Regions from separate parts of the Mus musculus genome. Here region 1 is linked to region 2. A link is a contact called in ENCODE Hi-C or POLR2A ChIA-PET data. All regions are on one chromosome and are shown on one strand. Each heading gives the region's core, a stretch centred on a gene start or an enhancer-like site at or near the end of the contact. The rest is flanking DNA. Distances are from core to core; before and after follow the strand shown.

What was found. A loop is a pair of places that touch in the nucleus more often than their neighbours do. ChIA-PET counts read pairs that join two places held with the same protein, here RNA polymerase II (POLR2A).
Region 1: POLR2A ChIA-PET joins it to region 2 with 10 read pairs in Patski. The contact joins two enhancer-like sites. A Hi-C loop is called at or near these places in 1 of 37 maps with a recorded cell type or tissue (v-Abl transformed pro-B cells). POLR2A ChIA-PET finds 5 or more read pairs at or near these places in 2 of 5 experiments (Patski and embryonic stem cell).

What each region holds. Positions count from the first base shown.
Region 1 is chr8:120,560,448-120,567,331 of GRCm38, forward strand. Gse1 (genetic suppressor element 1, coiled-coil protein) reads left to right here. Exons shown (of 16, transcript NM_001145896.1): 3 at 2,179-2,378; 4 at 5,921-6,093; 5 at 6,480-6,677. Among named protein-coding and RNA genes, the nearest start is that of Gins2, 25 kb to the right of the region's middle. Within about 2 kb of position 1,509, at least 1 of the 3 ENCODE cell types and tissues checked has a DNase peak (open chromatin) inside an H3K27ac peak, as active enhancers do.
Region 2 is chr8:120,483,951-120,490,421 of GRCm38, forward strand. Gm51556 (a long non-coding RNA gene) reads right to left here. Exons shown (of 2, transcript XR_003947480.1): 1 at 5,199-6,471; 2 at 3,327-4,952. It also overlaps a transcript of Gse1 not described here. Among named protein-coding and RNA genes, the nearest start is that of Gm51556, 3.3 kb to the right of the region's middle. Within about 2 kb of position 1,946, at least 1 of the 3 ENCODE cell types and tissues checked has a DNase peak (open chromatin) inside an H3K27ac peak, as active enhancers do.

The sequences.
Region 1 (6,884 bases), core at 259-2,758, 76 kb after region 2:
GGTCAGCAACCTTGAGGTATGGATGGAGTTCTGGTTTGGGAGACACCGTTCAGCAGAGGGGGCCAGGGAATGCCCAGAGCCTACAGATGTCACCCTCTCAGGCTGCTGGGTCTCAGGGGCGGAACAGGCACGGCTGCAGGTTATAAAAGTGTTCCGCAGGTTGATGGTGGTGATCAAGCGAGAAGGGGGGGGGGCTGGCTCTGCTGAGGTGGCTCTGTCCTTTCATCCCAGGGTTCAGATGGCGAGGGCAGGAGGATTGCCATGAGTCCAGACCAGGCAGGGCTCCAGCTTGAGATCCTATCTCAAAAGAGGGGGAGGGGAGGAGGAGTTGCTAGGGAGATGATTCAGTCAGTAAAATGCTTGAGGGACCTGAGTTTGAGCCCTAGAACATACCTGTTTGAAGGCAGGCATGCTATCTTCCACTCCCAATCTCATGCCAAGGAAGTATGGACACACAAAGCCCTAGGGGACCTCCACCCCCCACCCCCCGCCATTCTGTCTAGCCTGACTTGAGCTCCAGGCTGTGGAGAGAGCCTGTCTTAGAAACAGTAAGTAGTGTCCCGAGGACTGCACCCAAGGTTGTTGTCTGGCCTCTGCCACATGTGTACCCGCACACACAGATTTCCGCGTACACAGAGATCGATAGCGTATTAGACATGAGCATCATACCGTGGCTCCCCTGGGAAGGACCGCGCAGCACACCCGAACAGGTTGCTGTTTTAGGCAATAGGAGGATTCCTAAAAATAATGTGAAAGTGATTGCGTTTTTGCCTGGCGTGGAGACAACCTGATTGTCAGCTCTGGGCCAGCTTGGGCTGAAAAGTTGGGCCCCTGCCTTTCTGTCCATCCATCCGTCCGTCCCCCCCCCCCCCCAGGAGCTATGTTCTACCCTTTGAGGTACTGTCTCTGAGCAAGGAGGTTGCATCCCACGCTGTGTGCTTGACTCGGCTTTTTCTGTTCCATGTGTCCTCTCGTGAATGTGGCTGAGGGCCTTGTTGGGGCATTCCTGTATAGAATAGGCAGGGCTGGGACTCGGTATAGCCCAAGGCTGTGGGCATGATTCACAACAGACCGCATGGACTTTCTCCGGGGTGTTTAGTTGACACTTTTGGACACATACAGTGACGGGCATTGCAGGCCTAGGGTGTGGCTTTCTGGCCCCTTGGCTTTCTCAGGTGCACAGAGGGATACCCTCCTACTGAATCTAGGGAGGTATAGAATGCCACGCCCTCCCTGGCTCCTGAATGGTAGCTCGCTCGTGCCAAGGTTCTTGGTCAGTCCCCAGGTCTGGCTGCACCAACCGGTAGCTTGCCTCCATCAGCTCCCAGAAGCTGGCCTCCCGAGCCATCGTGTCTCTGAGCCTAGCTGCTCTCCTGTGCTTTCTGACTGGCAGGTGCTGGGCGGTCACCGTGCTGGGTTCACACTGCCCAGCCTTGGGGCTTGCTGCTGCCCGCTACCCACTTGAGACTAGAGAGTTCTCAGGCTGTAGGCAGTGGGTGTGGTGCCCATTGGAGACCTGAGAGATTCTTCCCTAGGCTCCAGCCTTCAGCCTGATTGCTGAGGTCAGGCCCTGGTAGTCATGTGAACAAGAGGTGTGCTTGGCTGGAACTGCTCGGGGCACTGCGCTGTACAATTACACAAGTTACACATGGGCCTCCGCAGTCAAAGAGGCCGTGCCATGTGTCCGCAGGTAGCATGATTGTCCCGGGAAAGAGGGGGCTATGTTAGTGACAGAGACCATCCCTCACTACCAAGTTCTGTTGGAACCGACACTCCCAAGAACTAAGCTGCCTCACTACCGCCACCTACCTGCCCCTCTTCCCTTTTGCTGCTGGGGGTGGTTGGCAAGGGAAACACATTGCTTCTTTCTGGGGTCGTGAGGCTGTTCTGGGTATAGTAGCATTCACTCAATATGGCCGATCCACCGGAGGTACATTGACGTGGTTTTAAAAGAGTGAGTGACATCTCAGATTTTTTAAGTGTAAAAATAGCTCTCCACCTCCACGCCTGAGAGGCAGTATGACAAGGGAGGCCACAGAATGGCTGTGGGTCCGTCCCTGCCTGCCCGCTCTTGGGCCTCACTCCCCATGAGCATTCTGGAATGGCAAGACGCGTGGGCGCGGTGGGTGGTGGTGTGACACACACAGGACCCTGAGCTGCTTCGTTCTCTTTCCGCAGGGTCCTCACTGAGCAGCGAGTCATCTCCAGTGTCCTCTCCAGCCACCAACCATAGCTCTCCAGCTAGCACGCCCAAACGAGTGCCCATGGGCCCCATCATCGTCCCCCCCGGGGGTCACAGTGTCCCCAGCACTCCCCCAGTGGTCACTATTGCCCCCACTAAAACCGTCAATGGAGTCTGGAGAAGCGAGAGCCGCCAGGTGAGTGGCGCCGCCCAGAGGTGTGGGCGTGGTGGGGGTAATGGGGATGGAGGCGGGGTATGTGGGGGTGTTCCTGCAGGCTGTTTTCTGTCCACAGCTCTGTTGAGAACTTGAGTTGGGGGCGAGGTTGACCTCTCACCCTGGTCCTCAGACTCTTCTGCTAGGTGAGCTTGATACGCACCCGGTACTGGAAGATGCTAGGATTAAGGCAACCCTTACATCAGACTTGTGACAGAGTACCACAAATTCATCGTTGCTTGCTTTAGGAGGCCAGAGCCTCCCTAAGCCTGGGGAGGGAGGGGGTCGCCAAGGCCCTGCCCCTTTACACAGTGGTGTCTTATTGTGTCCTCTGGTGGCCTGGACGGCAATCACTTCTTTAGGGGTCTACATACCCAGAGGCACCAGGTTGAGACAGACAACAACCATAGAGTGCCTTGGATCTTTGGCTAGACAATAGCTGTGACTGCTTTGGAGGAGTAGGGGCGGGACTGTAGGCTAACTCTGATGGTCCCTGATGCCAGCCAGCACCGGGGTCCTTGTGTCTGCAGTCTCTAGCTGGCCATAACCTAACTGCAGTGGAGGAGCCAGCCCCAGAGCTTCCCCTGTACTGCTGGGCCTCCCGGCGGCCTGGCAGCCTGGCGCCTAGAGGGGGCCTTGCTAATTAAGAACCGCTGTCAGCTGTGGCTTTCCCGGGATTCTCCAGCCCCATTCCCAGAGGGTTTGTACTGCTAGGAAGTACTAATTAAACCACAGAGATGGAGGGGGAGGGGAAGGAGAGCACCTCTCCCCGCTGGGGCAGGGCAGGATAGGCAAGAGTGTGAGTTTCATCTGCCCTTCAGGTCTGATTGGTGTCCCCAGTAAAGTGCTTGGAGCATCCATCAGGCTCCTGACTGAAGCGTGGGGGCCAGCCTTGGCCCATTCCTCCTGTGGCTGAAGTCACACTTAACCCTGGGAAACCTGTCTGAGCGATCCTGTCATCGAATCTCAGCTCAGAGCAGCCTAGACCCACCCTGTCCTGGCTTAAGAGAAGTCAGAGAAGTTGCCACCGCCAACCATCTCCTGTCTGTGGACTCCTGCCAGAGCGCAGCTTTGACCTCAGACAATGAGTCAGCTGATAAAAACCCCCATAGAGCTTCCCTTCCCTGGGTAACCAGCTTGCCTGGTGACTGGCTTTGCTCCTGAGAGAGAAGCTGGTGGGAGGGTCACTTCCTGTTCCTGCCTTGGGCCCCGGAGCTTCTGCTGACTGGAGCCCCTGGCCCAGGTCCAAGACACTTCATGTATTGTCCCCTTGGAGAACTAGGAGGTTCCAAGTGCCTCTGCCTCGTGACTCCTCTGCCCGGAGCCTGTCACTATCCTCAGAGGATCCTTACTGCCTCAGAAACATTTAGTAACCCGGAGAAGGGCTCTGATGGCTCTGCTCCAGCAGTTCACGCTGTGGTTAACAAGACCTGCTCGCCACCAGGGAGACCGCCACCGCCACCGCCACCGCCACCGCCAAGCACACACACAGTGGATGATGCTCAGAGCTCAGCAGAGAGTTTAATCCTTTCCAGGAGGGCGGGGGATGCGCTCTCCCTGTAGTGTGGCCATGAGTCACTAGGGGCCTCTGGAGGCAACATCCACTGGTTGGAAGTCAAGGGGGTGTGTGGCTCCAGGGTGACCAGGCAGTGGAAGCCGCGTGAGAGATGAATGAAGAACAGTCTGGAAACTAACGGGCTCATCCCACTTGACCAGCTGTGGAGACCTCACTCTAATCACTGGAGAATGAGAGTTCTCTCCTTCCCAGCCGCTGCCTTTCATGGATGCAGCTGTGTCTTGGAGCAGCTCTGCAGACATATCTTGTCTGCCACAGCTGCTGCCAGGAGGGTGCCCTGGGGCAGCCACCATGCCGGGGCTTTTTCTGTCCTTGTCACCCAGGCAGCACCCTGCCCCACAGATGGCCTGGTTAGCCAGGTTCTAGTCAGAGAGGCCACAGGCCTGAGGAGGGCAGCAGTGTGCAAACCCCCCTTCCCCCCACCCCCCCAATTGGCCTGATGACCATTTTTTCTTTTCTCTTTTTTTTCTCTTTTTTCATCTTTGGGGCTATTTTTTGTTTTTTGTTTTTTGGTTTTTGGTTTTTTTTTTTTTTGGAGACAGGATTTCTCTGTGTAGCCTGGCTGTCCTAGAACTCACTCTGTAGTGCTGGGATTAAAGGCATGTGCCACCACTGCCCAGCCTGATGGCCATTTTTCTAGTCTCCTTGTTTGTCCTGGTGTGAGTGGGATATGTGCCCCCACCCCACCCGCACCCTGCCATACACACCTATACGGTACTGTGTGAATGTTTCTCCTGAGGAGGGCAGGTCAGAGGTCATGAACCCATGAGGACCCCACAAGGGAACAGAGACAGCCTGCTGCTGCACCCAGGGAAGGAAACAGATGTTGCTGCTCATTAAAAATTCAATCAGCAGCCTGTCTCCCTCAATTAATCGTGGCTGGCTGTCTGTGGGGAGCAGGAGGGCTTGTGGTAGACTCTGTGAGAATGGAGGCGGGGAGGTACGGTGCTAAGCTGTCCTCACTCTGCACACACAGGGTTAAGTGGTGGTACAGCCACGACCCCTCCCCTCGGGGCTTACATATGCTCTGGTGATGCTAGCTGCTGACCCTGGGGATAACCACAAGGAGCCGGTAGAATGGCTGGCAGGCCTGTATCCAGAGACAATCAGTGTTACTATGCTGGCTACCATGAGCCTTTCAGTCACACCATGGGTTCAGCCATATCATCCAGAGGACCTCGTGTCCCTAGTGAGTGCCACTGTCTGCCTTGTGTTGGGCTTCTCCTGCAGTAGTGAGGGAAGGGCCTCAAAGTTGTACCAGGAGGCTCCTGGCCCTCAGTCTCCCCTCTGCTCCGTGGCTCCCTGACTTTGCCTCTCTGCCTTGCCCTGAGGATTCCTCCCTAGTCACAGGTGACAGGCATGCAGGGCTGTTGGGTCTGGTTTCTCCAGGCTGTGTGGTGCTGCTGTGACTGTTTATACAGAAAATCAGTCCGTGAGGCGGGGTCTCCCCAGCCCAGCCCAGCCCAGCCCAACTCAACTGCCGCCTCTCACTTCCTGCCTGAAGGGAGCCTCTCCTGGGGTCTCAAAGCCTAAATATGTGCAAGGGTCCCCCACGTAGGTCCATATCAGCTGCCAGCAGTGTCCACATAGCTACGGGCACTGCTGGAATCTAGGGAGCAGCTCTGTCCTGAGGTGCAGGTCCCCAGGGTGTGTGTGTGTCCTGACTCTATGACCACCCTGTTTTGCCTATAGGAGGTGGGAGTTCCTACCCTGCAGATGCCCTCACATGCCTCATCTTGGGATTCAGCAGTCTGGTGTCTAAGGCTTCCCTGACATTGTTGAGTTCCTTCTAGAGCTGAGCCAGACCCTGTAGACCTTGGTCCAGACCTGCTCATAGGAGGCTTTCTCCCTAAATACCCCTTTTATGCTTTCTTTGATTAAAAAAAAAAATTAGGGGGAGGATGTTTCTAGAATATGGCTCCCCAAAACCTAACTCTTCTTCCCGCAGGACTCTGGCTCACGAGGCAGCAGCAGTGGTCGGGAGCGCCTATTGGTGGAGCCACCTCTCGCCCAGGAAAAGGCTGCGGGCCCCGCCATCCCCTCCCACCTACTCAGCACCCCGTACCCCTTTGGCCTTTCCCCCGGCTCAGTTGTACAGGACTCCCGCTTCCAACCACTCAAGTAAGTGCCAGCCTGGGGTCAGGGAAGGCACAGGGGTGGCTCCAGACAGACCTGAGAGTTTGCACTGGCAGAGGTAGATAGAATGCCATTAGTCTCAGTGGCCTGATCTGCCCTGAGGTCCTTGGCCCCATCTGACCTTGTGGTCCAGCCTTTGTTGAGACAGACTTATCAGGTGTCCTAAACACATTTAAGCCCATCCTCTGGGTCTGGGGAACAGAGAGCCCCTCCAGCATCTCTATCCACTCGTGGGGACCTTGAGGGACAGGCAGCTTCCCATCTGTGCAGTCTGGGCTTCATGCCAGGCTGTACCTCACTGAGAGGCAGGACCTGAGCCTGGTGAGGGAGTGTGGCACATTACCTCTGCTCCCCACTTCCCCCTCCCACAGCCTCCAGCGGCCTGTGCACCATGTGGTGCCCCCCAGCACGGTGACTGAGGACTACTTGAGAAGCTTCCGGCCCTACCACACTGCTGAAGACTTACGCATGTCCTCCTTGCCTCCGCTTGGCCTGGACCCAGCCACCGCCGCAGCCTACTATCACCCCAGCTACCTGGCCCCACACCCATTCCCCCACCCGGCCTTCAGGTGAGGCGTCCCCACTCACGCTGCCCTGTGTGCTAATCTGTTCTCAGCAAGGCAGAACCTCTCGGGGCGGGCGTTTGCCAGGGCTTGGGGTCCAGGCACTCAAGGGAGCTATATAGCTTTCCCCAGCTCGACTGAGTTGAGTCTTGATGGATGGACTCAGTACCACCTGCTGATGCTCCTTGGTTCCCACTTCTCAGCATCTGCACC
Region 2 (6,471 bases), core at 696-3,195:
GAGTAGGTAGGGAAGTCCTCCAAATGCTAACAAAGCCACTGAAAGGCAGGAGGATGGAGCCAAACACAGTGAGGTGCACCTGTCACTACTGCTGACATCGCCAGTGTTATATGGTCTTGGGAGTAATCCCAGATGTTTGTGGGGGCCCTGGGCTGGTTAGGTGCTGGAAGCACCCATACCCACTCTTTCCTGGCCCTGTAGGCTCTACTCATTTCTGGCATGAGGCTTCTTTGGGTACACCTCCTCGAGAAGGCAAGCTGGCTGCCTGGCCTAGGGGACCGCACATGCATGCTGGCATGCATGCATGCATGCACGATCCATCCCAATTTCCAGATGAGGAGACAGGGTACTCAGGGCTTAGGAATAGACCTCCAGGGCTCAAACTCCAGATCCGGCATCTGCTTCCCCATGCCTCACTTGGAGAATGGAAGAGCAGGGTGACAGGGATACTCCAAAGGATTCTGTGGGTTGTTTAAGAATGCTCAGAGCAGCGCCTGGCCCACACTGGGCATCTGCTGCCCGACTGCCCTGCCAGAGGGGACAGACAGGCATCTGGAGGATCCAGCATGTCCCAGGAGCCATGCAGACTTGGCCCTGCAGCCTCCACTCTTTTCTGGAGTCTGTGGCATGAGACTTCCTTGTGTGCAGCTCCTCAGGAAGGCAGGCTGGCTGCCTGGCCTGGGGGACCGCACATGATAGGCGATGGGTACAGCTGACAGAGAACCGCCTGCCTAAGCATGTGTACGGGGCTATTTTTATTGTGTTCAGCTGGCTGGCGCTGGCTGGGCTCTGCCTGAGCCCTGGCAAGGGTGGCCCTGCTGCAGGGAGTGTGGGGGCCTCTCTGTGTTGAAGGGGCAGCCAGTATGGCAGGCAGCATCTTCAGAGAGGAGACCTGCTGGTGTCATGCATCTCTGCAGGGCAGCCTGAAACCCCTACCTTCTTTTCTATGGGCGAATGGGGGTTGTCAACCCCTCTCCTCTCTAACCTTGGGTGGCTTTCACTGTGGTCTGTCTCTCTGGAGGTAAGAGGAAAGATGCCATGTGGTGTCCCGGCCTCCCAAAAGTCCCAGAGGAAGGATGGTTCCTGGGTGGTCCAGTTTCCTAATTGCTGCTGTTTCTCCATCAGAGACAGAGACAGAAACAGAGACAGAGGGAGAGGAGATACTGGCTCATCATGCTCTGGGGGAGGAGAGAGGTAATGACCACCTTTTTCTGGCGTAAAACATAGGAGGGCAACAGCCTAATACAAACACCCACAGCCAGCACTGGTGTGTCCGCATGGCTGTGGTGGGAGCGAGTGCTGGGCACATGTCCCAATAGGAAGGAGGCCACAGACATGCCTGGTAGAGGGCTGGCTCCCCATGGGGATATGAATGGCTGTAGTGATGGGGTCCACCCACCACAGCAAAGCCACAGGGGCCAGTGGGAAAGAGAAAGTGCAGCCAGATACCCTGTTCAGCCACATTAGGCAAACAACTCAACCATTCAGAGAGAGCCAGCACCCGCGCTGGCTGCTGCTGGGGGGTGGGGGTGGGGGTGGGCGGGACTTTGTGTTCTTAGATGTTTTGGCACCAGGTTTATTTGGGGGGGGGTCTGTGGGGTAACTACTCTTGCCCCTGTAGAATGGAGAGAGCTCCACCCTTCGGAGGTCCCTATCACCAGGAAACATTACTAACCTACTCTGAGCCTTGACTCAGGGGTGAAGGAACTGAGCTAGATCAGTAACATCATACAGCTAGTCTCCTTCCCCAGGGTGTGGCTCGGTGCAATTAGGACTTGGCCTGCACGGGCTTCGATAATTGGATGCAGGCATTGGGCTTCTTATTAGGAGAGAGAGAGGTTCTTCTTCGGGAGGCTCAATGATAGAGGGATGATAAGCAGCGCTGCCCCGCCATCAGGAGATCCTCTCTGCCTGCCCTTCCCACTCGTGGCCTCTTCACAAGCCAGGCCCAGGCCTCCCCTGCCTCAGTACGGGTCCCCAATAGTCCCCGAGTGGCTGGCACAGAAGCGAGGTAGTTTGGAATCCAGTCTGGACAGCCTTCTCCACAGGTGGCTTCAAGGATGCTCTTTTCAGGATGACTTCTCCTACTTTAGCAGGGGAAGGAAGGAGGGGTGCCCAGCCTATTGGGGGAGCATCCTCCCTCTGTACCCTGCCTGTGATTGGCCCATAATTACAGGTTTATTGCCTGTATAGCTATTGTGTAATGACATGTTTGCAAATTAATTTTTATGGCTCCTGCCATTAGCATATACAGTGGAGGAAGGTTTCGTATTAATTACTACTGTTGTTCCCGTAATCCCGGGGAATTAAAAACCAATAAAAGAGTGACAACACAAACTGATAGTTTAGGGTCTTTTAAAAATAGTTTTTATTCGTTTCCCTGAAGTACAGCTAGAGCTTGTGAGGGGTCGGGAAGTTGGGCGGGGGCTGGGAGTGGGGTATGTGTGTGAGCGGCGCCTGGTCCCTTCTCCTTCACCTAGCCCAAGAGTGCGGGCAGGTGATGGATGCTATGACCCTAGACCCCCGAGTCCGGCCTGTGTGTCCTCGCCTCGCAGGCAGCCCCGGAAACAAAGGGCGGCAGCCTAGGGCTTGACGCGACCTCTGGGGTCATGCGTAGCAGAGCGGCTAGAGGCCAGCAGCGGCGCCTTCCTGCTACTTGGGGCCCAGGCGCCCTCCACGGGATCGCGCTCGTCTGGTCTGCTGCAGAGGGGGGCGCAGCAAGGATCAGAAGGCTTGGCCCCCACCTCCCTCAAAGTGCCCTCTAGAGCTCTCCCCTAGAGGCCTGTAATCTGAGAGTGACCCGAATTCACCGGGTTTATTCGGATCTCAGGGCCACTGGTTGTGGACCCCTGATGGGTGAGGTTAGAGGGCCAGGGCAGCAACCCTAGCCAGGCGCGACAATGGCTCCTACTGTGCGTACCTGCGGACTAGGACCTGAGGATCTGGGGTCAAAAGGTGACCATTAGTGTCACAGAGTCACACAACCCCAGGTAGTCGCGCCACGGCGGTAGGGAGAGCTTCCATAAAAGGCCTTGAAAAACAAATGGTCGCATCTTGATACTTGCTTTGCCGCGTGCGTTTAGTAGTAGGGGCTGGTGTGTGGGTAAATGGACGCTGTCTCTTTAAAATCGCTGGGCTGGACAATGAGCGCACAGGATGTGGTTTGGCGGCAGGGTTTTTTCCCCTTCGATTTGGGGAATTATCACTTGGGGCCTTCTTGAGCTGGTGTGAACGCGCGGCGGCTGGGGAGGGGAGATACAGGCGCCACACTAACGCTCAGTGCAGTCGGTCGTTTGCTTAAACCAAATTAGCCGGGCTCTCGTTACTATGGTGCAGCCGGGGCTTGCAGAGTCCCAGTAATAGCATTTATTAGGTCTGTTTGCCTGGAAGCATGCCTTCCCGGATCTGATAATGCCCGGGTGCAGGAGAGTGTGGGAGATGGTATCAAGCATTTGATTACACTTGCAACAGGGATTTTTTAAGGGGTAGGGCGTGGGGGGAGGAAAGGAAAGAGAGAGGCCAACCGCCGGCCTTAGCTCTCCCGGGCGCGGTCTCCGCAGCCCGCTGCGGGCTGCACAAAGGGCGGCCCCGGCCTCCCCGGGGCACGGTCGCGGGGGGGAGGTCGTGCTCCGGGCTCCCGCAGCTGTCAGACGTGGGTGGGGAGGAGCGAGGGCGGGCCGACGGCCAGAGCGCGGAGTTGGGCAGCCAGAGGGGGCCCCGGCGGCGCCCGCAGTCGCCCACTGTTTGCAAACGGCCGGCTCCCGGGCCGAGGGGAGCACCCTGCAGTCGGAAGTGGGAGCATCCGCCTGGAGCCCTGGGCAGCGGGTCTGATCCGTAAGGCTCTGAGGCCGCGCACGGGCAGGTCGCAAGTGGAACTCTCGTCACCGCGGCGCGCAGCCGGGAGCTCCAGGAGGACGCGGCGCAGACGGAAGGAGCCGCCCGCCGCTGCGCCCCTTCCCTTTCGCTTTCATTAGGGGAGACAAATCTGCTGTCAGGCAGCCAGCTTTCCAATTTACCGATAATGATTCTTGCATGAAAATTGATCGAGGGGCTCTCCACCGCCGCGCGCTCTCGCCTCCCGCTCTCCTGCTCCTGCCGGCTGCGCCCCCGCGAGTTCCTCCTCCTCCTCCTCTCCCTCCTCCCCACCCCCTCCGTCTGAGTCAGTGGTGGGACGCCGGGCGGGGAGATAACCAAAAAGGGGGGGGTGCTGGTGGTGAGGGGGGGAGGGGAGCCTGCCCTCACCAGCGTCCCTAGCCCAAGACTTGTTTGTCGCCGCTGCCTCTCCCATTGACGAGGCGAAATCTGCCCCCTCGGTACTTCTTGGCTGTTTGGGTATTAATTTTCTCCACCCCCCAGCACCCCTGCCGAGCGCCCCCCTCCTCCTCTCCGCACCCCGCCCCTCCTCACCCAGTAGCTAAGGGGAAACGAAAACAAAGCCGATTTCTCCTTGGCAACCAGATGCCCCCTCCCGCCGCCCCCCTTCCTTTTCCCTTCTGGTTCTGAACGTGAAACCCTGTTGGAAACAGGTCTCTTGACCCTCGCCCTTGACATTCAAATGGCTGAATGGAGGCGAGATTGCTGTTCGCACGTCTTAGGGGGTGCTTTTTTTTCTCTCCCTTTTCCTCTCTCTCTCCTGTCTCTTTTTCTTTCCAATGAGTAATCCCTAAAGACCTTAACCCCCCAATTTCATCACCCTCACCGCCCCCCTTTATTTTTCTCTCTCCTCTTCTGCTCTCCCGCCCTCTTCCCTCCGCCAGCTCCCCCTCCTTTTTTTTTTTTTTTTTTTAATTTGCATCTCAAGTCCAAAAGGCAGAAAATACACACGCGGCGAAGACGCCGGGCCGCCGTGGAGGCTCCAGCCCTTCCTTGGTCAATTACCTCACTGTGGATCTGCTCCGGCCGAGGTGGCCGAACCTGCCCGGGCGCTGGACGGAAAGGCAGCCTTTGATCATCTCGGAGAAGGAAAAGGAAAAAACACAAACTGGTTTCTACCCACGGTGCTCCGGGGATCGCTCTTCTGCTTTTATTTTATTGTTTTGGACATTTTTGAGCGCCGTGGCTTGGACGCTGGTTTTGTTTCATTGCTGGGCTTGATTTTTTTTTTTTTTTCCCCTCATTTCCTTCTTCGTCCCTCTCTGGCCACTATGGAATTCTAACCTGAGCCATGTTCGGACTGAAGCCGCCTCTCTATTACTTACCAGGTAAGCGAGTCGTGCGCCAGGTCCTCGGGTCCCAAGACCAGGGCGCGTAGGGGCGCACAGGGGCGCGCTGCTCGGCTGCCCGCTCAGTGCGCGCTGCCGCGTGGGGCGCCCGGCCCGGTGCGCGTCTCGCTCCTTTTGTCTGCGCGGAGCCGGCGGCGCTGCGCCCCGGGCGGGATCGCGCGGGTGTGAAGTTACTTTCCCGCGGGCGGCGACCTGGGGGCCCCGGCCCCGCCGCCCCCTCCCGATTCCCTGGAAGGTTTTGTTGTGCGAGGCCGGGAGGGGCCGTGGCCGCAGTGCGCGCGGCTTCCTGTTTCCTGCGCCTCGGTGCGCGCTGACAGCCGCTGCCATGCAACTTTCAGTTTCGGGGGCCACCGCGGGAGAGATGGGGAGCCCCGCCACCCTTAAGATGCTTGCGCGCGGGCGCGAGGGAAGCTAGAGAGCCCGGAGCGAGCAGGCAGGCGTGGGAACCCGGCCCTCCTGGTGGCTTCCCCCTCGGGTACCCCCTCGGGTCCGACTGCACGTGACCGCAGGTCGAGAGGGCTGAGCTGCGTGTGGCCGCTTCTTCTAAGAATGCTGGGTTTTTTTAATCTTCTTTTTTTTTTCTCTAAGCCCTGGCACACAGTTTCTATTGAAGTTGAGGCGTCTGTGGGGTGCAGAAATGTTGGGGTGCTGAAGGAGCAGAGGGGCGGCCTTCGTGCATGACATGGTCTGCTCTTTTCTGCAGATGATTTGGGAATAGTTTTGCTAGGAAACGTAGGAAACGTGCACGTGGCTGGGTGTTGGGTTAACATTGCCTCCCCCCGTCCCCACTTGTGTGTTGTGTGGATCCTGTGGCTCTTGCCAGATCTCCACCAACCTGGAGTCCAGAGAAGGAGATGTGGGCCAAGAACCTGCCTGGGCAGGACTCAGCTACAGGGAGCTGGCCCTAGTCGTCCTGACCTAGGGCACACGTTGTAACTGAGTTAATGTAGCAGAGATGAAAGGTCGCAAGGAAAAGCGGGTGGAGGAGGCAGTTCCGACTGCAGGACGGCTGTAGGTGGCTCTGGGCGTTCCTTTGCGGATGCTTCTATGTCCAGCCCTACCTGGTGGCAAGCCTGTTCTGTTCCTGGGGTGTCCAGTCCTTGCTGTTGTTTATATTGAGACAGGGTCTCACGATTTAGCTCTGGCTGGCCTGGAACACGTAGATTCCCCTGCCTCAGCCTCACCTCCACCAAAGTGCCGGATGAAAGGTGTGTGTGCCACAGGGTCTGGCCCCAGGCTGTTTTTATTG